Regions from separate parts of the Homo sapiens genome. Here region 1 is linked to region 2. A link is a loop called in an ENCODE intact Hi-C map of the cell type or tissue named here. Cell type or tissue: PC-3. All regions are shown on one strand. Links, peaks and the distances in the headings refer to the core of each region. The heading gives the core; the rest is flanking DNA.

Evidence for each region. Hi-C counts contacts between places; a loop is a spot of excess contacts. Peaks named below come from ENCODE experiments on the same cell type or tissue, not always from the same donor. Only the 100,000 strongest peaks of a DNase experiment are listed, where the experiment ranks them.
Region 1: it touches region 2 in a loop (2.9-fold over the local background); 8 of 110 quality-filtered maps call a loop at or near these places.

What each region holds. Positions count from the first base shown.
Region 1 is chr1:185,284,039-185,297,169 of GRCh38, forward strand. SWT1 (SWT1 RNA endoribonuclease homolog) reads left to right here. Exons shown (of 19, transcript NM_017673.7): 19 at 6,636-7,743. The coding sequence ends at 6,765. LOC105371651 (a long non-coding RNA gene) reads right to left here and starts at 6,636. Exons shown (of 3, transcript XR_922360.3): 1 at 1-6,636. IVNS1ABP (influenza virus NS1A binding protein) reads right to left here. Exons shown (of 15, transcript NM_006469.5): 15 at 12,350-13,131. In PC-3, for the core only: no CTCF peak of the experiment used is centred there; no DNase peak of the experiment used is centred there.
Region 2 is chr1:185,232,122-185,245,252 of GRCh38, forward strand. The region is part of intron 16 of SWT1 (SWT1 RNA endoribonuclease homolog); the gene reads left to right. Among named protein-coding and RNA genes, the nearest start is that of IVNS1ABP, 79 kb to the right of the region's middle. In PC-3, for the core only: a CTCF peak has its summit at 6,482; no DNase peak of the experiment used is centred there.

The sequences.
Region 1 (13,131 bases), core at 3,759-11,758, 53 kb after region 2:
TACACTATTTTACATTTCCACTAACAATATACAACAGTTCCAACTTCTCTTCATCTTGGACAACACTTGTTATTTTCCCTTTTTTGGTTTTGGTTAGTTATTGCCATCCTGATGAGTATGAAATTGTATCTCATTGTGATTTCAATTTGTATTTCTCTAATATTAATTAGGGAAGAGGTTGAACTTCTTTTCATGTGCTATTTGGCCATTTGTATATCTTCTGGAGAAATGTCTATTCAAGCCCTTTGCTCATTTTTAGTGGGTTGGCTTTCTTTCTGTTATTAGAATTCTTTATGAGGAATTTGGCCTCAGGCCAAAATCTTACGTGATGTTTGAGCCCACTATAGACAATTACAAGGCTTTATCTGACAAACTCAATGGCGGAAGCTGCTTTCCCCATACCTAAGGAAATGTTGACCTAAAAGGAAGAGTTGAGGCACAAAATATAATTTAAAGAGTTTACTTGAGCCAGAGTGAAGACAGCTGCCCCTGGTGTGTGTTAAAGTTGCCTTGGGGAGTGTACCCTCAGCCCTTGTTACAAGCAAATTTTTAAAGGGAGAGAGAACAAGGAGTGGGCTAATACAAAGTTATTTGACAGGAATTCTCAATAGTTGACAGATATATCATTGTTCAGTGATTGGCTATACATTTTTGAATTAGAGGGTATGAGTTAGGGTGTCCAGCATATGGCAGTTGTGGCTTCTTCTTGTCAGTTAGCCTAGAGCCCACATAGCAAGTGTCTTCAAGAGATAATTATTTAGCTCAAGGGGGAGTGATGTGACTGCTGTTTCATTCCAGTGCCTCTCTGGACCTGATAATTTAAACAGGCTTGCATTCCTCAGATAAGTGTCTTTTTTTTTTTTTTCCATGCCAGTGTATGCTGTTTTCTGGAGGTACTTACTGGCAGTGACTGAGACTCCCTGCAGCCACACTCACACACAGCTGTATTCCTAGCTCAGGTGACTCTGTTTGGAGGCCTTCTTATGAGGAGATGGGGGAGTTGGCTGAGGCACTTCCCAGGTACCTCCACTGAGGCTTCCTTTTGGAGGCTTTGACTAAGGTATTTCTGTCTTATCTGACTCAGTACTTTTCTGCTTCTAGCCCTTCCTCCTCTTCCTCCCCGTGGGCCCCTGGGTTCATGAAGATGCAGAGAGGCAGCAGCCTTCTTCAGGGCTTCTCAGCAGTGAGACAGTGTGCCCCACCCCGACAACCCAGCAGTGCATATTTATCTCACCCTTTCCTAGGGAAGTAATGAAACACTGGAGAACTAGCACCTCTCATTTTGCCCCTTGCTTATACTGTGGCAAGAAGTGAATAAAAACTTGATGGTTACTTTTAATTTGCCTTGTCCTTATTAACCACATCAACACCTGGCGGTTCAACATGTTATATATTCTGGATATTAGACCCTTATCAGATACATAATTTGCACATATTTTCTCCCACTCTGTAAGTTGTCTTCACTTTTTGGTAGTATCCTTTGGTGCACAAAAGTTTTTAATTTTGATTATTTATGTATTTTTTTCTTGCATTGCCCATGCTTTTAAGACTACCTAAGAATCCATTGCCAAACCTAAGGTTATGAAGATTTATCCCAGTGTTTTCTTCTAACATTTTTATAGTTTTAGCTCTTACAGTTAGGCCATTGATCCATTTTGAGTTAATTTTTGTATATGATGTAAGGTAAGGGGTCCAGCTTCATTCATGCATTCATCCATCCATATACATGTATGTGGATATCAGGTTTTCCTAATAGTATTATTGTTGAAGAGACCATTCTTTCTCCATTGAATGGTCTTAGCATCCTTGATGAAAATCAGTTGACCATATATGTGAGGGTTTACTTCAGAACTTTTAGTTCTGATTCATTGGATGTCTGTCTGTCTGCTCATACCAAACTATTTTGGTAATAGTTGCTTTGTAGTGAGTTTTGAAATTGACAAGTGTAAGTCCTCTAACATTTTCCTTTTTCAAGGTTTTGTTATTTGGGATGCCTTGCAATTCTATCTGAATTTTAGGATCAGCTTTTCTGTTTCTACAAAAAAGGTTGTTGGGATTTTGATAGAAATTGCATTGACAATGTAGATCAGTTTGGGGAGTATTACCATCTTACTAAATATTACAGTCCATTAACATAGGATGCTTTTTCTCTTATTTAGATATTCTTTAATTTCCTTCAGCAGTGGTTTTTGTTTTTGTTTTTGAGACAGAGTCTCACTCTGTCGCCCAGACTGGATTGCAGTGGCGCGATCTCGGCTCACTGCAACCTCTGCCTCTTGGGTTCAAGCAATTTTCCTGCCTTAGCCTCCTGAGTAGCTGGGATTACAGGTGCACGCCACCAGGCCCGGCTAATTTTTGTATGTTTTTAGTAGAGACGGGGTTTCACCATGTTGGCCAGGCTGGTCTCGAACTCCTGACCTTGTGATCTGCCCGCCTCAGCCTCCCAAAGTGCTGGGATTACAGGCATGAGCCACCGCATATGGGCAGTGTACAGGTCTTATACCTCTTTGATTAAATTGATTCCCGAGTATTTTATTATTTTTGATGCTATCATAAGTGGAATTATTTCCTTTTCTGCTTGTTCATTGCTAATGTATAGAAATACAATTGATTTTGTGTGTTGATCTTTTACATTGCAACTTTGCTGAATTAGTTTATTAGATCTAGCAGTTATTTTGTGACTTCTTTAGGATCTACAAATAGAAATTATTCTGTTTCTTTGTTTCCAGTTTGGATCTCTTTTATTTCTTATTCATGCCTAATTGCTCTGGCTAGAACTTCTAGTACAATGTTGAATAGTACAAAGTTGTACAAAGTTGTACAAAATGGTACAAAGTTGAATAGTGAAAGAAGCCTTCCTTATCGTGTTCTTGATCTGAGGAGGAAAGCATTCATTCTTTTACCGTTGATGTTAGCTATTATATACTGCTTTTATATTTGTATTTTATATATTACATTGTATTTCATTTTTCTTTTATTTGACGTACACATTGCAAATGTAGAAATTTGCAATAGAAAATTCAGAAAAATAGAAAAATTCAGAGGGTTGTAAAACACATATCCATTATAGACCTCATTCTTGGATTTTGGAAAAATTGCATCCAGCACTGGAATTAGATCATGTAAATTCACTAGTACCATGCCACTTTGACCAAATTGGTTATGCGAAAGGAATCACAAAACTGTGTGGAATTATTTTTAAATTGTATGATAAAATTTCTAGTTATTTTGACCCGAGATTTGGTCAAAGCAAATTTGATACCATTAATAGGAAAATCTAGAGAAATAGTGGCTGTTATTTTGCAGAATCTCATGAATCGCAGAACCAGAAGCAACCTCCAGTTTTGAGCTCTGTTCTCGAAAGGATCAGGAATTGGAATAATTCCTCTTGGAAAAAAAGAAATAGGGACATAAAATATTTGTACTATCAGAGGAAGAAGGGAAAGAGAGTTTTTGTTTTATTTTAGGCAGACTCAGGTCAGATAGATGGTTTTTATAGGCCCAATATAAAGGAAGAACTATCTAGCAGTGAACTGCGTCTTACAATAGTGAGTGTCCCATCACCAGGAGGGAAAAGCTGAGGTCAGATGACTCACTGGAGATGCTGCAGAAGACAAGCAGAGGTGTTAAGGTGCCCCTGCAGCCAATATTCTGTCATTCTACAGATTAACCACCAGGTAAAGGAACTTAAGAATGCCTATCACCATGATCTAATAAAAAGTATAGGCCAAGCAGACACTATGAAAAACAGCCAATACTTTTCTCAGCCAGTGATGACGGAACTTGCTACAGGAAGCAAAATCTGTAGGTGATAATCCATTGTCCAGAATACTAACTCACGTGAATTAAGAAACAAATGCCACTAGGAGGAAAAGAGAAGATAGAGCTCATTTCTTAATTACAAGGGGTGAGAGGAAGAAAAACATAAGACACAGAAATAGATTCAAAAGTCTAGTTACTGAAGGATATTTTTTTCACATGTGGAATAAATAAGGACAGGAATAGGGGCCTACCCTTTTAGTTTGTTTCGTTTTTAAGTTTGTAAGAAAACATTTATATCTCTGCTATTTTGAATCCCTTAAGAGTGTTTCAAAATCATTTTTTTGAGTAGTTGTGAAGAATTGGCAGCACCATAGCCCTATTTTTAAACTTTAAATGTAGAAAATGAGATTAGGGTTACACAAAGCCAAAAGTCAGATTTAAATTTTTTTTATTATTATTTTTAGGGAGCAGGTCACACTGTATTGCTTAGGCTGCTCTCAAACTCCTGGCCTTCATGATCCTGCTGCCTCAGCCTTCTGAGTTGCTAGGATTACAGATGTGAGCCACCCAAAAGTCAGGCTTTAATCAGTCTCAGAGAAACCACACATTGTCAAGAAGTGACATTATTCCAAATATGGTACATTTACTTTATTATTATTTACTTCGGTGTTGTCACTACTCCTTGTCCTGTCCCGAGTTCTGATTGTCCCCTCAGTTCTTCTTCCTTTGTACTCTCCATCAAGAGATCTGTCATGTGGGAGGGGCAGTGGGAGAGGTAGCTAGTGGTTCTCTCCAACACCATGAATATGGCAGAGCTATCTCAGAAGCCAAGGAAGTAATGACAGTGTAACTGTTAAAATAAAAATGACTGCCAGTTTTGAATACTTAACATGCCAGATGCTATACTAGATGTTGGGTGCTCTTTGTGAACTTACATAGACCATCTCCCAGTAGATTAAAAGAGTTATTTACGGGATTGAATTCTTTGACACTTTGAATTCTAGATGCTAGATATAATGGATTGGTGTCCTACAATTTGGGATTCCACAATTTGTAGTCTCATGTTAGCTTTTGAGAGCCTGGCTGGCTTTGCCTGAAGTAAAATTGTGAAGTAGATATGGCACATATTAAGCACTCCCTGCTTCCCCACCCTTGGTTTAAGGTTACTAACATTCCTTTGGTAACTGCTAGGTAACTTGTCTCAGCAATATTTCTAAGAATTGAAACTCTGTCAACTTCCTTACCCCTCTCAAGTATCTGTTCCTTTCAGGAGGTACATCCTCTTAATATCCTCCAGTCTGCCTCTTCTTTACTCTCAAGCCAAATAAGAGAAAAATAAAAATATAATGGACTAATACTGGGATTTGAAATACATTCTTTGATATTTGAGGTAAAATACCATCAATTATGATTAGCACAAACAAATAACATAGGAAGATAAAAGCACTTAGTTGCACAAATTCTTACATAGCCAACATGAAGACAACCTTGGTGTGATTCCTAGAATTCTGGAATTAGGGCTTCTTCCGTGGTGGACCTGCCACCAACAGGCAAAGCTGGATGCCTAACATAGCCTTTTATATAATGGGCTTGGTTGAACAATCTAGTTCTACCTTACTCTCTGAAGGACCTCTCTTAGTAGGAAATGGGCTTATGTTAAGATGTTTTAATCCAAGGGGTAAGCCACACAGTTGGAATAGAATTTTTAATATATCCAAAGGAAATGAAATCAGTATGTCAAAAAGATATCTGCACTCCAATGTTCATTGCAGCACCATTTACAATAGCCAAGATACAGAATCAACCTAAATGTCTATCAGTGAACGAATGGATAAAGAGAATGTGGGATATATACACAGTGGAATACTATTCACTCTTAAAAAAAGAAGAAAATCCTGTCATCTGGAACAACATGGATGAACCTAAAAGACATTAATAAACCAGGCACAGAAAGACAGATACCCACATGTTCTCACTGATATGTGGAATCTAAAAAAGTATGAGTAGAAAATAAAATGGTGGTTACCAGGGGCTAGGAGGATGGGGGGCTTTGAGGAGATGGTGGTGAAAGGACACAAAATTTCAGATAGGAGAAATAAGTTCAGAGATCTATTGTACAACATGGTGACTTTAGTTAATGACAATGTATTGTATTTTGAAAATCACTAAGAAAGTAGAGTTTGGCTAGATGCACTGGCTCATGCCTGCAATCCCAACACTTTTGGAGGCTAACATGGGAGAATTGCTTGAGCCCAGGAATGAGACCAGACAGGGCAACATAGTGAGACCCTGTCTCTACCAAAAAAAAAAGCAAAACAAAACAAAACAAAATTAGATGTGGTGGTGTGTACCAGTGATCCCAGCTACTTGGGAGGCTAAGGTTAGAGGATCACTTGAGCCCAGGAGGTTGAGGCTATGGTGAGCTGTGATTGCACCACTGTACTCCAGCCTGGACAACAGGAGTGAGACCCTGTCTTTTAAAAATAATAACTAAGGCTGGGCGTGGTGGCTCATGCATGTAATCCTAGCACTTTGGGAGGCCATGGTAGGAGGATCACTTGAGCCCAAGAGTTCGAGGCCAGCCTGGGCAAGATGCTGAGACTCTATCTCTAAAAAAAGTTTTTTTTTAAATAGTAATTTTAAAAATGTAGATTTTACATGTCCTCGCCACAAAAATAAGTGTGTGGAATAATGCATATGTTATTTAGCTTGATTGAGCCATTCTACAATATATACCTAGTTCAGAATATCATGTTATACATAATATATATATATTTTTTATTTGTCAATTAAAATGTAAAATAAAATGAAAAAGAATTTTTATTTCTCTGACTAGCTGTCTTGCAATGATTTAATATTTCTTTTTCTCCTAGGGAAAAGTTAACCATTGGATGCCGCCAGCTGGTTGAGATGGAATATACCATGCAGCAGTGCAATGCATCTGTTTATATGGAGGCCAAAAACAGGGGATGGTGTGAAGACATGCTCAACTATAGGATATAAGTACTGATTTGTAACTTTAAAGGAATTGCATTTGTCCTTAAGAATAACAGAGTAGTTTTCAATCTGGTCACTCTTTTGGGCCAAACCCAAGAGAATTTTAAGAAATGTTTCATAGGTATAAAAAGGTGATCGCCTATTACTGACAGTCTCATTGTAGCTCTAAAAAGCCTAATGTATCCACTGTGGAATAAACTCCATAGACTCAACTCTTCTGGAGTTCACAATGCCTCCCTACCTCTATTCTTGATAGTGAGCCAGTATCTCTAAGGAAAGGAGAGCCGTATTTTTAGTCATCCTAGGGCAGGAGCCACTGTGGCATCTGAGGAAGACCCAGGGTACAGTATTAGCATTTCTTTCAACCCTAAGTATGGGCATGTGACCAGAGACACTGCCAAACCCTAAGAAATCATTAGGGCATGATCATGCTCACCATATTTCACAAATGAAATCTTAATGTGGGCTGTTTTTTATGATCAAACTGTCATCCATGTTGACCTGATGAAAATAACACCCTCCTTCACCTCCCTCAGGGTAATGAAAGTAGAAATTTGACTGAAGCTCCTACTTCCTTATACAGCCTTTCCTTCTGTGGGCTTGTCACTTTTCAGTACATTTCTAGTGGGGAAGAGCAGGGCGACCCCTCTGCTGGGTTTCTCCTTAAATGTGAAGCAAAATAAATTTATATAATGGAATTTGGTGGCAGTGACTGATGTTTGTCTCTAGCTAAAACCAACTGTTTAGTTGACTTTTTAGTTATAGGATAAGTTGGAAGTCCTTGTTTACTGGAATATATTATGCTTTTGTTAACACATTAGATTAAATAGAATTTGGTATTCTATTATAAATGTTTATTTTTTAAAGCAATAAATAACTTATTTTTGGTAAGATTTGGCTTTTTACTTCCAAATTGTTTCTGATATGTACATAAGGTATGATTATAAAAGTGACTGTCTGCAATAAAAGAGAACTTGTTCAGGATATTCACTAGTTGGTGTAGAACCTGTTAAGCTTTGGGTTTGCCAGATTAGGGAACCACACCACCAGCCGCACAGATGGGGCTCAAAGTGCTGTCAGAGATTATGAGCTTCTGGGCAAATGGGGAAGCTTTAAGAGGGCATCTCTGCTCTCTGCCTCTTTCCTTTTCTTTCCTGAGAAGCCAAATAAATATACATTCATCTGTTGCCTGCTGACCCCCATGAAAAGAAGTTTTTTCAGACCCTTATCCTTCAACTTCTAGTTGTTATTGTTGGGTTTTTGTTTTTCCTTGTTCTGGTAACTCCTCTTTTTTTTTTTTTTATCGCTTTAATATAGGTTAATCCTTTCCTTAAAATTTCTTTTCAGTCTTATCACATATTTACCCTTATGCCTACTTCAGTCTTATATAAAAAACTTTTTCAATATTATTGAGATGTGAAGATGTCCTTTTTTAACTTTCTAGTCTTTTTTATTCAAAAACATTGTTTTAAAATTTTTGTTTTAGCTTTTATTTCTTCCATTTGAAATCATTTGAAATGTCAGGTCTTGCTTTTTTTTGTTTGTTTTTCCCTCTCCCTTCTTTGTTGCTTTTTTTTTTTTTTTATGATCGTAAACTTTATTACTTTTCTATTTGTTGTCCTAATCATGTAATGCAGGGGTTGAGAGTTCCTTTACTGTTTTGCAACTTCCTTTTTTTTTTTTTTTTTTTGAGGCAGAGTCTCACTCTGTCACCCAGGCTGGAGCGTAGTGGCTCGATCTCGGCTCACTGCAACCTCCGCCTCTTGGATTCAAGCAGTTCTCATACCTCAGCTTCCCAAGTAGCTGGGATTACAGGCATGTACCAGTATGCCTGGCTAATTTTTTTTTTGTATTTTTAGTAGACACAGGATCTCACCATGTTTGCCAAGCTGGTTTTGAACTCCTGACCTCAAGTTATCCACCTGCCTTGGCCTCCCAAAGTGCTGGGATTACAGGCATGAGCCACTACACTTGGCCTTTGAAACTTACTTTTACAAAAGATAGTTCATTTCTCTCCTGGGAAGACCAGCGAACATCCTCTGGTTTGGAGGGCCTCCAGCTCTCTCCATATTCTGAGCCAAGGAAAAGCTGGCTAAAGAATTGAAGTCTGTTGTGTCCCCACAGGGTCCTCTTGTTAAAACCTGCAGTGGTCAATTGTGACTGCACAGACTAGAACTTCACAGATGGGTTAATCCCACTTTCACATTGTGGATCTTTGACTGTCACATGAAAGACCAGGTGACACAAGACACATCTGAAGCTCTATTTCCTTGCTATTTTGAACATTATTTTAAGGGAGAACGAAAGTCCTTTCATTGTCAGTCCAGGTTTATTTAGATGGTGTCTTGGTCAGCTTTCAGAGCCTAGGTCACATTGTTCATATTCTTGACTTTTTGCTCTCTTAGCTAGCATGACAGGTTGGGATGAATTTCCCTCTTTCCTCAAAGTCTGGTGACTGCATCCAGTCTCTAAGGATGTGATGCTACCCATGGCCCTTTTCTGACTTCGAGATTGGACAGGCCAGTCACACTTCTATTTATTGGGTATATATAAAACCCACTCCAGTGAACAGAACTGAGCCCCATGAAGGCAGGAACTACACTGTGTGTAGTGTCTCATAGTTGTGGTTAGTTAATATTTTTGACAAATTGACCTGCAGGCTCACCTACTCTAAAACAAAAGACATACTTTACCTTTGCCTACCAAAGTTTGACTTGAAAGCTTTTAAGTTTGTCTGGTCTGTCAGGTGAAAAGCCACTCAGTAAAGTCAAACAGATACACCTCTTAGATCTTGGAATATGGCCCACAGAAATGGATTCTTCTGGAGCCAGAGTACCTCAAGATGTTGGCTTTCCTGAGGGTTTTAGTATTATATATACTTGTATTTTTAAAAATCCATCTCTGTATTCATGGAATTCTTTAATATCTTTGGCTGTTGTTAAAAGCAAGAATTGGCCACCCTGAGGGTTTGTAGACTAGTTTTGGCCTGTGACAGGAATCCTTTTTAATTCTAGCTTTGTTTATGAACTAGATGTAGTTTGTCTCAAATTAATTCTCGATGTTGAAAACACTGAGGACAGATTCTTGAGCAGAATTACCAGTTATAAGCCTGGAAGGTGAGGTGGTGGACACCCAAATCCGAGCTACTAGCTTGGTTCAGTCTTCTTAAAGCACAAACCATTTTCAACATCCTATTCTTTATTTCTAATGAGGTAAAATATGGACATGTTCTAGCCCTTCTTCTAAGCTTGATATTTTAAAGGTTTGGTACCACTTTGGTTAAGCTAGAAAAACAAAACTTTTTTTCCTTCGTAAGTGTAGAGTTCTGTGAGTTCTGTCAAACATGTAATCAATCAATCATCAGCAGTCAAGATATTGAAGTCACACCACCCCTAAAAATTCCCTCATGTCCCTTTGTAATTAACTCCCATTCCCAGCTCAGGAGGCCATTGATGTGTTTGCCTTCCCTGTAGTTTTTCCTATTCCTGAATGCTATATAAATGGAGACTGTTTTTTTAAGAGACAGGGTCTTGCTATGTTGCCCAAGTGCAGTGGCTGTTCAGACATTATAGCATACTACAGCCTTGAACTCCTGGGCTCAGGCAATCCTCTCACCTCAGCCTCCTGAGTAGCTGGGACTACAAGTGCATGCCACTATGCCCAGCTAATGGAGGCTTTTGAGTCTGGCTTTTTATTTAGCATGATGCTTGAGACTTATCCATATTATCAGTAGTTCATTATTTTATTCCCAAGAAGTATTGCATTGCCATGGATGTACAAATTTATTCATTCACCAGGTGGAAGGCTACTTCACTGAATTCAGTTTTTGGTGATTATGAATAAAGTTGCTATATTCACATACAGGTTTGTGTGAATATGTTCCTTCACTTGGGTAAATACCTACGAATGGGATTGCTTTGTCACAGATTATTAGAAAATGGATGGATTGTTTTTTAAACTGCCTGTGCACCTTTGCAGTTCCTCCAGCAATGTATGAGAGTTCAAGTTGCTCTGCATCGTAAGCAGAATTTGGTATATTCAGTTTCAATAGGTGTATGCCATTTTGGTTTTAATTTACATTTTCTTAATGATTTATGATAGTATTTTCCTGTGTTCTTATGGCATCAACTTCTTTTGCAAAGTGTCTTCAAATATTTTACCCATTTAAAAATCGTTTTAACAGATCTCATCTTATTACCTTGCTGGACATTTCATCTCAGTAGTTTCATTACTCCAAGTTAGGTCTTTCTGTGTGCCTTTTTTTTCTGGCTAAAATTATGTTACTTCCTTTGGTCATCCTGAGCAAGTGTGTGGCCTCTATTCAGATATATGCCTCTGTTAAAGGCATTCCACACAGATCCAGCATAATGATTGAGTTTTGCTTCTCACCTTTGTTCTCTCCACCCAGTAAGGTGTGGAGCTGTTAATAAAGTTCATTATTTTATTGGCCAAGATTATTGATGCTCATAGGTTGAAGAACCCATGACATTCACATGAGTTTGTATGTTCCTGTTTATAAACTCTACTTGTTCAAAGTGTCATTAATATTCTTGAGAAACTGGCAGTTTTATTATGAAGGATATCTGCAATTCATAGCAATTACTCCTTTTTAACCTAGAGACACTGATTTAACTTAATAAAACCTGTTTATAGGATGAAACTTGTAGCTCAGTCTTACCAAGGATTTAAGGATTCATATATGAGTGTTTTTCTTTCTCCTTTACACCTAGTTAATTAACCTTGTATCTTATGTCTCACTTGCTGACTCTTCAGACCTTTTTTTTTTGGAACAAAAAGCAGCTGCGTGTAAATTACGACAGCAACTGAATTTTCCATGAATCATATTCACTTTTCTGAAGGCAACTCTGCATGCAGTTACAGAAATGTCCTACTGGGGCTCCTCCTTTGCCTACTTCAATTTTAAGAATTCTGAGGTCAGGAGAGGTAATAGGGCACACACCTAATTTGTTAATTAAGCAAGGATTCTAATGATATATCACATACTCAAATCCTGGATTTTCCCTAAAATATGATTATTATATTGGGAATTTGAAAACATGTTGAGCAGTGGTAAAGTACATGACACACTAGAAGCCAAAAATCAGAACCCTACATTTAAAGTTCATAATAAAAGATCCACCCGAGTATAACCAATAATATTTGGTTTAGATATTTTATAGCTTTTCTACCTTTTTAGGAAATTTAGAGTGTTTTATTAAGTTGACCAGAAGTGTGGTATTATCAATATTATTTTGAAACTATTCAAAAATTCCTACTGGTTAAAAAGCTTTTTTTTTTTTTTAAATTGTGCTGAGGCTATGCCATTTTCTCCCTCTCTGAAGAAAGTATGTACCTTTTAGATACAGATTAACAGTAACAAATGGCCACTGAGCACTGCTTTTTTTCCTTTATGGAAACTTCTCATGTTCATGCAGACTAGCTACAACAGCTTCTTAAAAAAAGATACTTTTTGGCCACCAAACTACCTCTTTGGCATCCAAGGTAATGCAGGAAAACTTTGACCCAAAGTATTCCCATATATTATTTGCATTAAGCATGTCACTTATGAAATGAGAAGTGATCTCAAGGATTTTAGTGCTGAATCCTCAACTAAAATTTTATTTCCTTGTGCTGAATAGAACACATACAGATCCATATTAAAAACAGTCATCATATTAGGCAAATTCAATCTGTCAATGTAGTTTTAGTCCAGAACCAAACCAGTGATAGTTAGGAATTACAGAGTTACCAACCAAACTGATTTGCTTTCCTGGTGGTTCTTTGTGTAACAGATGAGAGAAATAAAGTGGCAGAGTACCAGTGAACATTTGGAGAAAATACCTAATTATTTTCTTCCTAACCCAAGTTAGCCACTGAATAGTCATCTCAGAATAGTCACCTCATCCCAGTTGGCCCATTAGGTTCCTGTGTGCTTCATCTTCTGTGAGAAAAAAAAACCTTATATCATTCCTTATTTCAGATGTAAGATGCCAGGTGAGTTATTTTCCACAAATTTCTTAAGCTCATTACTGGAAAAAAAAATTTCTCAAAACTTTTAGTAATGAATGAGTGTACAAGCAGCAATTGGATATTAATCCCATGGTGCAAGGATTTCCTGCAAAGTACCTTTAATGTGTTTAAATCAGCAGCAAGCATTAGGACATGCTATTTTGGCCCCATAAGTTAGGTGTGTAGCACTACACATTAGACACCAAGTCATCCCAACCAATATTTATCCATATGAACAGATAAACTGAACAAAAACATAGTTCTGATAAAACCTGCATTCACAACCTAATGTAGTTTAAAGTAAATTTTTTCACAATTGAGGGCTGCTATTTAGGACTGTTTTGTTAATAATAAAAACAGGAA
Region 2 (13,131 bases), core at 2,856-10,855:
TCTTTTTGAATCGCAGTTGGCCTAAATAATTCTTATAATAAAAAGTTATCTAAACTTCTGCCACCCTTAAGTTATTAATGAATTTAAAGTATGGCAGATCCTAACACAAGTTAAATGTTACCTCTAAATGCAAATAGTCCCTTTATAATTTAAAGCCTTATTAAAATAAGTGTGGCTCCATAAGGGTGAACTATTGAGTTCTGATTTTAGCTGTGTAAAAACTTCTGTTCACTCTAGATTGCATAAAAGCCATACTTGACAGTATATTTTCTACAGAAAGTAATAACTCAGCAGATGTTCATTGAACACCTGCTATACTTGGTATCGTACTAGGCACTGGGGACCAAAGAGAAATAAGATATGACCTCTGAATCCAAACAGCTGTGGAAATAATTCAATCATATTAAAACAGATCTTGCAATCAAAAGGTATTAGTATTTTAATAGAGATATATATATGCAGTGGCGGGAGGAAGGGTTGGCAAAAGATGAGGCTGGATCGAGGTTGGAGGAGTGTGTCTCAGGCCATGCAAAGCAGTTTCCATTTTATCTGATAGGCCAGTATTTCAGATATTCAGAGCTGTTAATTATGTGCCAGAAGTGTTTCTGGTTCAAAAAACTGGAAATATTGCATACTATACCACCTTCTGGGGAAATCACTTGTATTATTAGCATATTAATGGCTTTATAAACCTCTGCTGTAAGGAAATTTTTTTAATTTTAGGAACTTTAAAACATATTGATGCCTGGATCCTCCACCCTAGAGATTCATATGTAATTAGTCTGGGGTGTGCCTGGCAATGAAGATTTAAAAAATTTCCCCAGGTAATTCATATGTGTCAGCAAGGTTGAGAACCTCTAGCCAATATGCTTATCTAGTGGTTCTCAAAGTGTAATCACAAGACCAGCATCATCACCACATCTAACTTGTTAAAAGTGCAGATTTTCAGGCCCTCTCAGATTTATTCAATCAGAAACTGTGGGTATGAGGCCTATAGGTCTGTGTCCTCTAGGTGATTCTGTTCATGCTGAAGGCTGAGCATCACTGGCCCAAGTGATTCTCAGCCCTAGTGGCAGACTATAATCACCTGGGAGTTTAAAAAAATAGGAATGATCTTTTCAAAAAACCAGCTCCTGGATTCATTGAGTTTTTGAAGGGCTTTTCGTGTCTCTGTCTCCTTCATTTCTGCTCTGATCTTACTTATTTCTTTTCTTCTGCTAGCTTTTGAATTTGTTTGCTCTTGCTTCTCTACTTCTTTTAATTGTGATGTTAGAGTGTCAATTTTAGATCTTTCCTGCTTTCTCTTGTGGGCATTTAGTGCTATAAATTTCCCTCTACACACTGCTTTAAATGTGTCCCAGAGATTCTGGTATGTTGTGTCTTTGTTCTCATTGGTTTCAAAAAGAATATCTTTATTTCTGCCTTCATTTCATTATGTACCCAGTAGTCATTCAGGAGCAGGTTGTTCACTTTCCATGTAGTTGAGCGGTTTTGAGTGAGTTTCTTAATCCTGAGTTCTAATTTGATTGCACTGTGGTCTGAGAGACTGTTTGTTATGATTTACATTCTTTTGCATTTGCTGAAGAGTGTTTTACTTCGAATTATGTGGTCAATTTTATTTATTTATTTATTTATTTTTTGAGACGGAGTCTTGCTCTGTCGCCCAGGCTGGAGTGCAGTAGCGCAATCTCAGCTCACTGCAAGCTCCGCCTCCTGGGTTCATGCCATTCTCCTGCCTCAGCCTCCCAAGTAGCTGGGACTACAGGCACCCGCCACCATGCCCAGCTAATTTTTTTGTATTTTTAGTAGAGACCGGGTTTCACCATGTTAGCAAGGATGGTCTCGATCTCCTGACCTCATGATCCACCCCCCTCAGCCTCCCAAAGTGCTGGGATTACAGGCGTGAGCCTCTGCGCCCGGCCTAATTTTAAAATAAGGGCAGTGTGGTGCTGAGAAGAATGTATATTCTGTTGATTTGGGGCGGAGAGTTCTGTAGATGTCTGTTAGGTCTGCCTGGTCCAGAGCTGAGTTCAAGTCCTGGATATCTTTGTTAATTTTCTGTCTCATTGATCTGTCTAATATTGACAGTGGGGTGTTAAAGTCTACCACTATTATTGTGCAGGAGTCTAAGTCTCTTTGTAGGTCTCTAAGAACTTGCTTTATGAATCTGGGTACTCCTGTATTGGGTACAGATGTATTTAGGATAGTTAGCTCTTCTTGTTGCATTAATTCCTTTAGCATTATGTAATGCCTTTGTCTCTTTTGATCTTTGTTTGTTTAAAGTGTGTTTTATCAGAGACTAGGATTGCAACCCCTGCTTTTTTTTCTTTCTATTTGCTTCGTAAATATTCCTCCATCCCTTTATTTTGAGCCTGTGTGTGTCTTTGCACATGAGATGGGTCTCCTGAATACTGCACACCAATGGATCTTGATTCTTTATCCAATTAGCCAGTCTGTGCCTTTTAATTGGGTCATTTAGCCCATTTACATTTAAGGTTAATATTGTTATGTGTGAATTTAATCCTGCCATTATGATGTTAGCTGGTTTTCTTTGCCCGTTAGTTGGTGCAGTTTCTTCATAGTGTCGATGGTCTTTACGTACAATTTGGTATGTTTTTGCAGTGGCTGGTACCGGTTGTTCCTTTCCATGTTTAGTGCTTCCTTCAGGAGCTCTTGTATGGCAGGCCACTAGCTAGACTAATAAAGAAGAAAAGAGAGAAGAATCAAATAGATGCAATAAAAAATGATAAAGGGGATATCACCACCAATCCCACAGAAATACAAACTACCATCAGAGACTACTTATAAACACCTCTATGCAAATAAATTAGAAAATCTAGAAGAATTGGATAAATTTCTGGACACATACACCCTCCCAAGACCAAACCAGGAAGAAGTCGAATCCCTGAATAGACCAGTAACAAGTTCTGAAATTGAGGCAGCAATTAATAGCCTACCAACCAAAAGAAAAGTCCAGGACTAGACAGATTCACAGCTGAATTCTACCAGAGGTACAAAGAGGAGCTGGTATCATTTCTTCTGAAACTATTCCAAACAATAGAAAAAGAGGGAATCCTCCCTAATGCATTTTATGAGGCCAGCATCATCCTGATACCAAAACCTGGCAGAGACACAACAAAAAAGAAAATTTCAGGCAAATATCCCTGATGAACATCAATGCGAAAATCCTAATAAAATTATGGCACACCAAATCCAGCAGCACATCAAAAAGCTTATCCACCATGATCAAGTCAGCTTCATCCCTGAGATGCAAGGCTGGTTCAACATACGCAATTCAATAAATGTAATCCAGCATATAAACAGAGCCAAAGACAAAAACCACATGATTATCTCAATAGATGCAGAAAAGGCCTTTGACAAAATTCAGCAGCCCTTCATGCTAAAAACTCTCAGTAAACTCGGTATTGATACAATGTATCTCAAAATAATAAGAGCTATTTACGACAAACCCATAGCCAGTATCATACTGAATGGGCAAAAACTGAAAGCATTCCTGGCAGAAGACAAGGATGCCCTCTCTCACCACTCCAATTCAGCATAGTATTGGAAGTTCTGGCCAGGGCAATCAGGCAAGAGAAAGAAATAAAGGGTATTCAAATAGGAAGAGAAGAGGTCAAATTGTCTCCGTTTGCAGATGACATGATTGTATATTTAGAAAACCCCATCGTCTCAGCCCAAAATCTCCTTAAGCTGATAAGCAACTTCAGCAAAGTCTCAGGATACAAAATCAATGTGCAAAAATCACAAGCATTCCTTTACAATAATAACAAACAGCCAAATCAAGAGTGAACTCCCATTCACAATTGCTACAAAGACAATAAAATACCTAGGAATACAACTTTTACAAGGGATTTGAACGACCTCTTCAATGAGAACTACAAACCACTGCTCAAAGAAATAAGAGAAGACACAAACAAATAGAAAAACATTTCATGCTCATGAGTAGGAAGAATCAATATCATCAAAATGGCTATACTGCCCAAAGTAATTTATAGATTCACTGCTATTCCGATCAAGCTACCATTGACTTTCTTCACAGAATTGGAAAAAACTACTTTAAATTTCATATGGAACCAAAAAAGAGCCCACATAGCCAAGACAATCCTAAGCAAAAAATAAAAAATCCTAAGCAATCCTAACAAAACTGGAGGCATCACGCTACCTGACTTCAAACCATACTAGAAGGCTACAGTAACAAAAACAGCATGGTACTGGTACCAAAACAGAGACATAGACCAATGGAACAGAACAGAGGCCTCAGAAGTAATGCCACACATCTACAACCATTTGATCTTTGACAAACCTGACAAAAACAAGCAATGGGGAAAGGATTCCCTATTTAATAAATGGTGTTGGGAAAACTGGCTAGCCATATGCAGAAAGCTGAAACTGGATTCCTTCCTTACACCTTACACAAAAATTAACTCAAGAGGGATTAAAGACTTAAACATAAGACCTAAAACCATAAAAACTTTAGAAGAAAACCTAGGCAATACCATTCAGGACATAGGCATGGGCAAAGACTTCATGATTAAAACACCCAAAGCAATGGCAACAAAAGCCAAAATAGACCAATGGGTTCTGATTAAAGAGCTTCTGCACAGCAAAAGAAACTATCATCAGAGTGAACAGGCAACCTACAGAATGGGAGAAAATTTTTGCAATCTATCCATCTGACAAAGGGCTAATATCCAGAATATACAAAGAACTTAAATAGATTTACAAGAAAAAAACAACCCCATCAAAAAGTGGGCAAATGATATGAACAGACACTTCTCAAAAGAAGACATTTATGCAGCCAACAAACATGAAAAAAGCTCATCATCACTAGTCATTAGAGAAATGCAAATCAAAAGCACAATGAGATACTATCTCACACCTGTTAGAATGGCGATCATAAAAAGTGAAGAAACAACAGATGCTGGAGAGGATGTGGAGAAATAGGAATGCTTTTTCACTGTTGGTGGCAATTATTTCCACCATCATGGAAGACAGTGTGATGATTCCTCAAGGATCTAGATCTAGAAATACCATTTGACCCAGCAATCCCGTTCCTGGGTATATATCCAAAGGACTATATGTCATTCCACTATAAAAACACATGCACACATATGTTTATTGCAGCGGTGTTCACAATAGCAAAGACTTGAAACCAACCCAAATGCCTATCAATGATAGACTGGATAAAGAAAGTGTGGCACATATACACCATGGAATACTATACAGCCATAAAAAAGGATGAGTTCATGTCCTTTGCAGGGAGATGGATGACTCTGGAAACCATCATTCTCAGCAAACTAACACAAGAACAGAAAACCAAACACTGCATGTTCTCACTCATAAGTGGGAATTTAACAGTGAGAATACATGGACACAGGGAGGGGAACATCACACACTGGGGCCTGTCAGGGTGGGGTCTAGGGGAGGGATAGCATTAGGAGAAATACCTAATGTAGATGATGGGTTAATGGGTGCAGGAAACCACAATGGAACGTGTATACCTATGTAACAAACCTGCCCATTCTGCACATGTACCCCAGAACTTAAAGTATAATAAAATAATAATAATACTAAAGTAACAGTGGTTGGGCCCTACCTTAATCCTATTAAATCTGAATCTGAGAATGGGACCTGGTCAGACATTTCTACAGACTCCCCAACTGATGTGGGTGGAACCAGGGTTAAGAAGATTTAGCATGTATTGCTTACATAAGCAGTATCTAAAAGAAATAATTACTTGAATTTTAAGGCTAATACAATTTGTTACTCTTTCATCTTAAGGACACCTAGCACTAGGGATAAGAAAAGATTGGTAGCTCTGCTACCTTTTAGCATGTGACCTGGGGTGATTTTTTTTTTTTTTAAACAGAGTATTACTGTGTTTCCCAGGCTGGAGTACAGTGGAGCAATCACGGCTCACTGTAGCATCGAATTCCTGAACTCAGGCAGTCTTCCCACCTCAGTCTCCTGAGTAGCTGGGACTACAGGTACATGCCACCACAGTCAGCTAATTTTTGTATTTTTTGTAGAGATGGGGTTTGCCATATTGCTCAGGCTGGTCTTGAACTCCTGGGCTCAAGTGATCCTCCTTTCTTGGCCTCCCAAAATTCTGGGATTACAGGCATGAGCCACCTTGCCTGGCTTGGGGAAAATTTTTAAAGCTATCTTGAGCCTCAGTGTTCATAAAACAGCCATAATAATACCTTCCCAGAGCATTTCATGGGGTTACTATTGTGCTTTGAGAGCAAGGTGTTGGTATTACTAACCATCAGCAATTCTTAACTTGTTTGTTGGGGAATTTGTTACAAATGTAAAGTTTAAGGTTTTATCCCAGACTAACTTAAATAAAAATATCTGTAGGTATTTGTGTAGAGCAAGGAAGTTGTATTTTTAAGCTTTCCAGGGGATTTGTATGCAGGTGGTGAGAGATCACATTTAATAAAACTAATGCAATTTTTTGTAATGTTACATTAGAGAATGCTTTTCTCTTGAGCTACCAGTAGGGAGCATTGTGAATAAACTGGTTTGCTTAACTCACCATTCACTTATCAACAGGAAACTACAAAATTGTGAATTTTTTTTTTTAAACCGGGCAGATAATAGGCATTTAAATTAAAATTTAATAAAAGTTAATAATTATTTTTTCAAGTGTACATGTAGTGCTTAAAATCTTTCAAGAAACAAAATCATGTTAAATCAAAAGAAGCTCAGTTTAAAAATTTTTTTGCTAAATATTGTTTTAAAATTTTACAATTTAATTTAAATTTAAAATTAAATATTGAAATTGCATGCAATTTGTAGTGACTGCAAATTAGCATTTTTGATGCTTGCTAAAATGACCTAGTTTCATTTGGTTTTGAGATGCATGCTCAGTGATTATATGTTAGCTCTATTCCCTTTTATCTTAAAAATAGTAGATCATATATAGTGTTATATTGGGGCTCGATAATCAGGTGATCTTTAGCTTGGCCTTTCAGTTAAAGAAGTGAATGAAAACATATTTGATAGACTAACAGCTTTGGGTTCTAGTTCTAGATTTATCCCCTTGTAGCTGACTTTGGGCATGTCATTTACCCTCTAAGTCACAGTTTCTTTCCTTGTTAAATGAGAATCCTGGTACCTTCTTTAGAAGAGTGTATGAAATGATGTATGTGAAAATACTTTCTAACTATGTTTACATGCGCTAATCTTGCTTTTTCCTTAAAGTTGATATGTGAAGTTTGAAATGTTTAAAATGTGTATTTCAGTTTTAAGAAAACTCTAAACATGATTGTGGTTAAGATTGAAAAATTAGTGGAGCAGTTGTCGGTATGGTTATATATTTGGCAGCAAAATACCTAATTTTGCAAAGTTAGAAAAGGGATGAGGATCTTGCAAATTCCTATATTTTCTGAACACTTTCTTTTTAGGTAGGAGAAGAACTTCAATTAGCTTATTTGCTATTCATTTAGAAATTGCTTCTCTCCTCATCTTTTCTTTTATATGTATACAGGATTAATTTGAGCACTTTTGTTAATAGTTTTCTCATCTAACCACTAGATAGCCAAGGACAATGTTGATAATTTTTTTTTCAGATAGACAAAAGTGTTTTAAGATTTGTTTTTGGTCAGTACTACATAGTCTTAATTTATACTTTTGTAAACTTATGTCTAGATTGATCAAGTAACTCTTAAGACCACAGAAACCTTTTGCTTAGTATATAAAGATGATAAAGTTTCATTTGGAACAAAATTAATTGGAGAGTTGAATTGCAAATTTCTAAAAATAGGGAAAGTTCTACTTTCTATATTGATCAAAAACATTGTCTACATGTATTTTTGCTTAAACTGTCATCTTTGCAGAGTTAACTAAACAGGTCATGTAATCCAACTCTGAGGCACACTGTAAATGCGTGCAGCTTCAACTTGAAAGCTAATATTCAAAGCAACAATACAAGTGTTGTAGATATGTTTCTGTTTCTGTGAAATAGATGATGAGCTAGCTGCCTGATTTAGAAGCTAAGAAGGAGGGTGAAGGTGAGAAACTTTAACTTGCTTAGGTTTTATGTTTGTATTTCACCTTTATAAAATAAGGTAGAAATTATGTTTTAAAAAACAAAAAAAGGTAATATTTTAAATCCAAAAATATACTAGCTCATGCCCAAATATGTTTGGTTTAACATGTAAAACTTTGCATATGTGAGTTTCATGAACTGAAGTAGCTTTATTTGAAATGTTTGAGATAATGAGTGTTTTCTTGGTTTATTATTTTGACTCATATTTGGGGTGGGAAAGAGGCAGAGGGAATTTCTATTCCTTATAAATAGGTGCATTTTGAGGACATGCTTTTATATTAAAAGATATCTCAAGTGTATATAGCTTAGTTTTTTTTCTAGCTGTCATTTTGTTTGGTCATATTTAAATTTAGCAATAAATGACTGCTAACCGTTGTGTTTGGACATAATCATATGCTGCATGGGCATTTGTACTTGATCATAGAACAGGATTTTGGAAAATAAAACCTCAGTTTCAATTTAGGAAAGGAAGATGATTAATTTTTATTGAGTTGTTTAATCTTCTAAGTTTTAATAACCTCTGTCACATTCTTGTGGCTTTAGTTTGGAATACTTTAGACAGCTATTTTTCTAAAATAATTGCAGTCATGAAGTTTGGGGTTTTTTGGGTGTGATTTGCATATATTTTGTTTTCTTATTAAACCTCTAAAAATTAATTTTCCTTTTAATCTCCTACCCCATTTTAACGTAAGAACAGACCATATATGGTATATTTATGCATTATTTCTGGGAAAAGAAACCTTAAAATCACAGTAGCTTTTCAGATCCACTAATATGCTTCAAAGATACTGATTTTTGCTTTTGAGATAAAATTTTATTAACTTCGCCTCTTTGACTTACTGTATATATTGATAGTTGACCTCTTAAGATTTTGGAAAAGGTTATTTAGAATAGGTCATCCTTTACTTTACACAAAGATAACACACTTTAGGCTACTTCTTTAAACTAGTTGTTGAAACTAAAGATTCTGTCACAGGCATGCTAATGTGTAGAAAATAAAGACCTTAAAAACTTCATCCTTTGAAGTTTAGAAGTGACTTTTTAGACTCTGAACTCATTGCAGTGTGCAAAATATTCAGCCATTGTTATCTAGAGTGGAGGGGTTTATTCATGTTTGTGTCTGACCTACTTTCTTTGAGGCTTGGCCTTTTCACCCTTAGATAATTAGGCTTCACCTCCCACTCTTCAGTTAGGGTTTCACAGCTCCTCAGATATCACTTAGTTACCTTCTCAGACTTTCAACACCTTGTCCTTTCATCACCAAGTATATCAGTTGCTTTGTTGAGTAAGAAAAAATAATACAATTTATTGTTTAAAAATGAAAAGACTTAGTTGCTTCATCCTTCATGCCACCATTTTGTAAAAAATAATTTTATTTTTTATAATTTATTTTATAATCAGTTCCTTAATACTTTGAATGCCTCCAGGGCAGAAACTGTCTTACTTTTCTGTATCTGGAGCCTTGCACAGGTAATGACACATAGTAGATGGTCAGTAAGTGATTATTTAATGAGTGTTTTATAGTCTTTGTGATAGAAGGCAACTTTTTTTAAGGCTGAATGCTAATTATACTACATTATGACATTAGATGAATAGTTAATGTAGAGGTTTTAAAAGAGGTATAGAAGAGAGATGAGCAAGCTATGAAAGGTTAAAGAATAAGAAAATCAGGAGGAAGGAGAAAGACTGGAAGAGAGAGAGATTAAGGAGATTAAAAAGGCATTTATGTCTGGAGCAGATGATGGAGCCTCCAGTAATTCACCCAAATGTCTCTTCGGGTTACATTGTTATCCTTGATTACTTTATCAACTATAGATTATTACTTATGGATTACTCTCTAGATCAACTATGTAAAATAGGGCTAGTAGAAGGAAAGATAGGATCTAATGGAAGAGTTAGACTCAGGGAATATAAGCAGGCAGTTCTTGTTATATTATAGACACATATAAGGTCATATGTGTAAAATATAGACAGTTATTAAGAGCTTTTATGGTATCTATATTGCAGTTTGACAAGCACAGTTAATGTGTATATCAAATTTTAAATGTAATATGTAATAAAATTTTTATTAAAGTAGCTGATAAAATACGTGGCATTCACGTATCAGTCGGACTGAATTTTTCAGTAACCAGCTGATTTTTTTAAACCTGGGTCTGTATGTTACTGAAGATAATACATCACTATGACTTAATTTTTAGAATAACTGGATTTCATTTTACATATCTAAAACTCTTATCTGTGTTTCCCAGCATTTGTCATTCAAGAATTGGAAATAAAGACCTTATATTTACCTTTTAAGGTAACCTCCGCTGATACTTATATCAGCGGAGAAATGCCGCAGTTATTCCCATCGCCCCTAGAGTGGACTTAGGTGTTAGTGTTCCCTTGGCCAGTATAATTCAGTTTTGGATGACAGAGTTAAATGTATCCCATCATAAATTATCAAATCACATCCAAATTAAGCAATTAAATATAATATGAAGATTACTTCTTGAAGACAACAAATATTTTAACTTGTTTATGGAGTTTTTATTTATAATCTGTTCTTTTATTTAAAATTTACTTCTTGTTTTATACCTGACTAATTCTACCTAATGATTTATTGTTCTGATATTTAATTAAAATTCCTTGCTATTAAGTCTCGTTTTAAGAAATGCTAAAACCACCAGATGGAATAAATGACCTAATAAGTCAGTGATGTTAAACACCAGTAAAAGAAATGAAATTAGGGAGAAATCAATAGAAGGGTCTGAATAAGGGCTATCATAATAATTTTAACTTAAATAACAAGTATGTATAGTAAGTATATGGGATAAAGCCAGATGATCAGTTCTAATTCATTCTTACAAAGCAGTTATATAAAAGGCGTAAAGGTAGAGTATACCCTATACTCTAGGATACATTCTAACTAGTTGGGTTTTTGTTTGTTTTGAAACAGGGTTTCACTCGGATGCCCAGGCTGGAGTGCAGTGCTGTGATCTCAGCTCACTGCAACTTCCACCTCCTGGGCTCAGGTGATCCTCTCACCTCAGCCTCTGGAGTACTTGGGACTACAGGCATGTGCCACCACACACAGCCTATTTTTTGTACTTTTTGTAGGGACAGGGTTTCTTCATGTTGCCCAGGCTGGTCTTGATCTCCTGGACTCAAGCAATGCATCTTCTTCAGCTTCCCAAATTGCTGGGATTACAGGTGTGAGCCACCACATCTGGCCTAGGATTAATTTTATCTATTTTGAGAAATATATTCTTGTGCCTCTAAATAACTTTTAGCACCTCAGTAGGCCAACCAGCTGCCAGTAGTGAGAAGTGATACAATGTCCTCAAGGGTGTTTTCCAATAGTAAGAAAAGTTTGATTTTAACTCAGGACAGTGTTTTCCACATAGATGGTACTCAGTAAATACTTAACCGTATATCAGAAACCTCTGGAATTATTAAACATTTTGATGCGCCAATCCCTGTTAACAAGGCATGTTAAACCTTTTTAGAATCAACATATACACTTTCTCTTAACAATAAGGTAACTGGAACTATTAAGTTTAAATTGTCTGATTTTTTTGCTAATATTAAGCTACTTTATTACTATTTAAATATATGTAGTTAATGTATTATTTTTGACAGCATGTAGCTATATATTTTCTCCAGCCAAATTGTTGAAATAAGACAAATAAGTAAAATAATCAAAATTATGTTTATTATTAAAGATAGTGACTTTACGCAGATTTTATTTAAACCTTATTGATAAAAATGTCAGCAGTTTTGTATGCTATTGGAGTGTAAAATAGTATAGAATGTATCGATCAGCCTTCTTTCATGGACTTTCATCCATTTACCCATGCTGCCTATATTCTAGAGAAAGGGAAATACACTCATACATCTCTCTCTCTTTTTTAATATATATAATTCTTTTTCTTAAAAAAAAAATAGGGATAGGGTCTCACTGTGTTGGCCAGGCTGGTCTTGAACCCCTATTCTCAAGCTGTCCTCTCGCCTCAGCCTCCTAAAGTGCTGGGATTACAGATGTGAGCTACCACACCCAGCTAGTCATACATATCTTAATGATGGGGATACATGTTCTTGTGTGAGCATTATAGAGTGTATTTACACAAATCTAGATGGAATAGCCCACTACACACCTAGGCTGTATGGTAAATGGCCTGTTGCTGCTGGATTACAAACCTGTATGGCATGCTACTGTACATACTACAGGGAGTTGTAACACAATGGTAATTATTTGTGTACCTAAACATACGTAAACATAGAAAAGGCATGCTTAAAAATACGGTATAAAAGATAAAAAAAAGGTATACTTGTATAGAACACTTACCACAATGTAGCTTGCAGGAGTGGAAGTGCTCTGGGTGAGTCAGTGGGTGGGTGGTGAGTCAGTGGGTGAGTGGTGAGTGAATGTGAAGGCCCTGGATATGACACTACTATAGACTATAAGCACTGTACACTTAGGCTCCACTCAATTAAAAAATGTTTTCTTTCTTCAATAACAAATTAACCTTAGGTTGTTATAACTTTTTAATTTTATGAACTTTTGATTTTTTAATACTTTTTGACTCTTTTCCAGTAACACTTAGCTTAGAACACAAACAATGGCCAGGCATGGTGGCCGACACCTGTAATCCCGGCACTTTGGGAGGCCAAGGCAGGGGGTTTGCTTGAAGCCCGGAGTTCGAGAGTAGTCTAGGCAACATAGTGAGACACCGTCTCTGCAAAAAAATAAAATTAGCTGGGCATGGTGTTGTGTGTCTGTAGTCTCAGCTACTTGGGAGGCTGAGGCAGGAGGATTGCTTGAGCCCCCCACGAGTTCAAGGTTAAAGTGAGCTATGATTGCATAACTGCATTCCAGCTTGGGCAACAGAGTGAGACCCCATCTCTAAGAACGATTTTTTATATTTAAAAATAAAATAAAAAAGGACCACCCCTTTCAGATCTATGCTTTCTAGAAAACACACACATTGTACAACTGTATAAAAATATTTTCTTTCTTGATATCCTTACTCTGTAGCTTTTTTCTTTTTATAACAATTTTTATTTATTTTTTACTT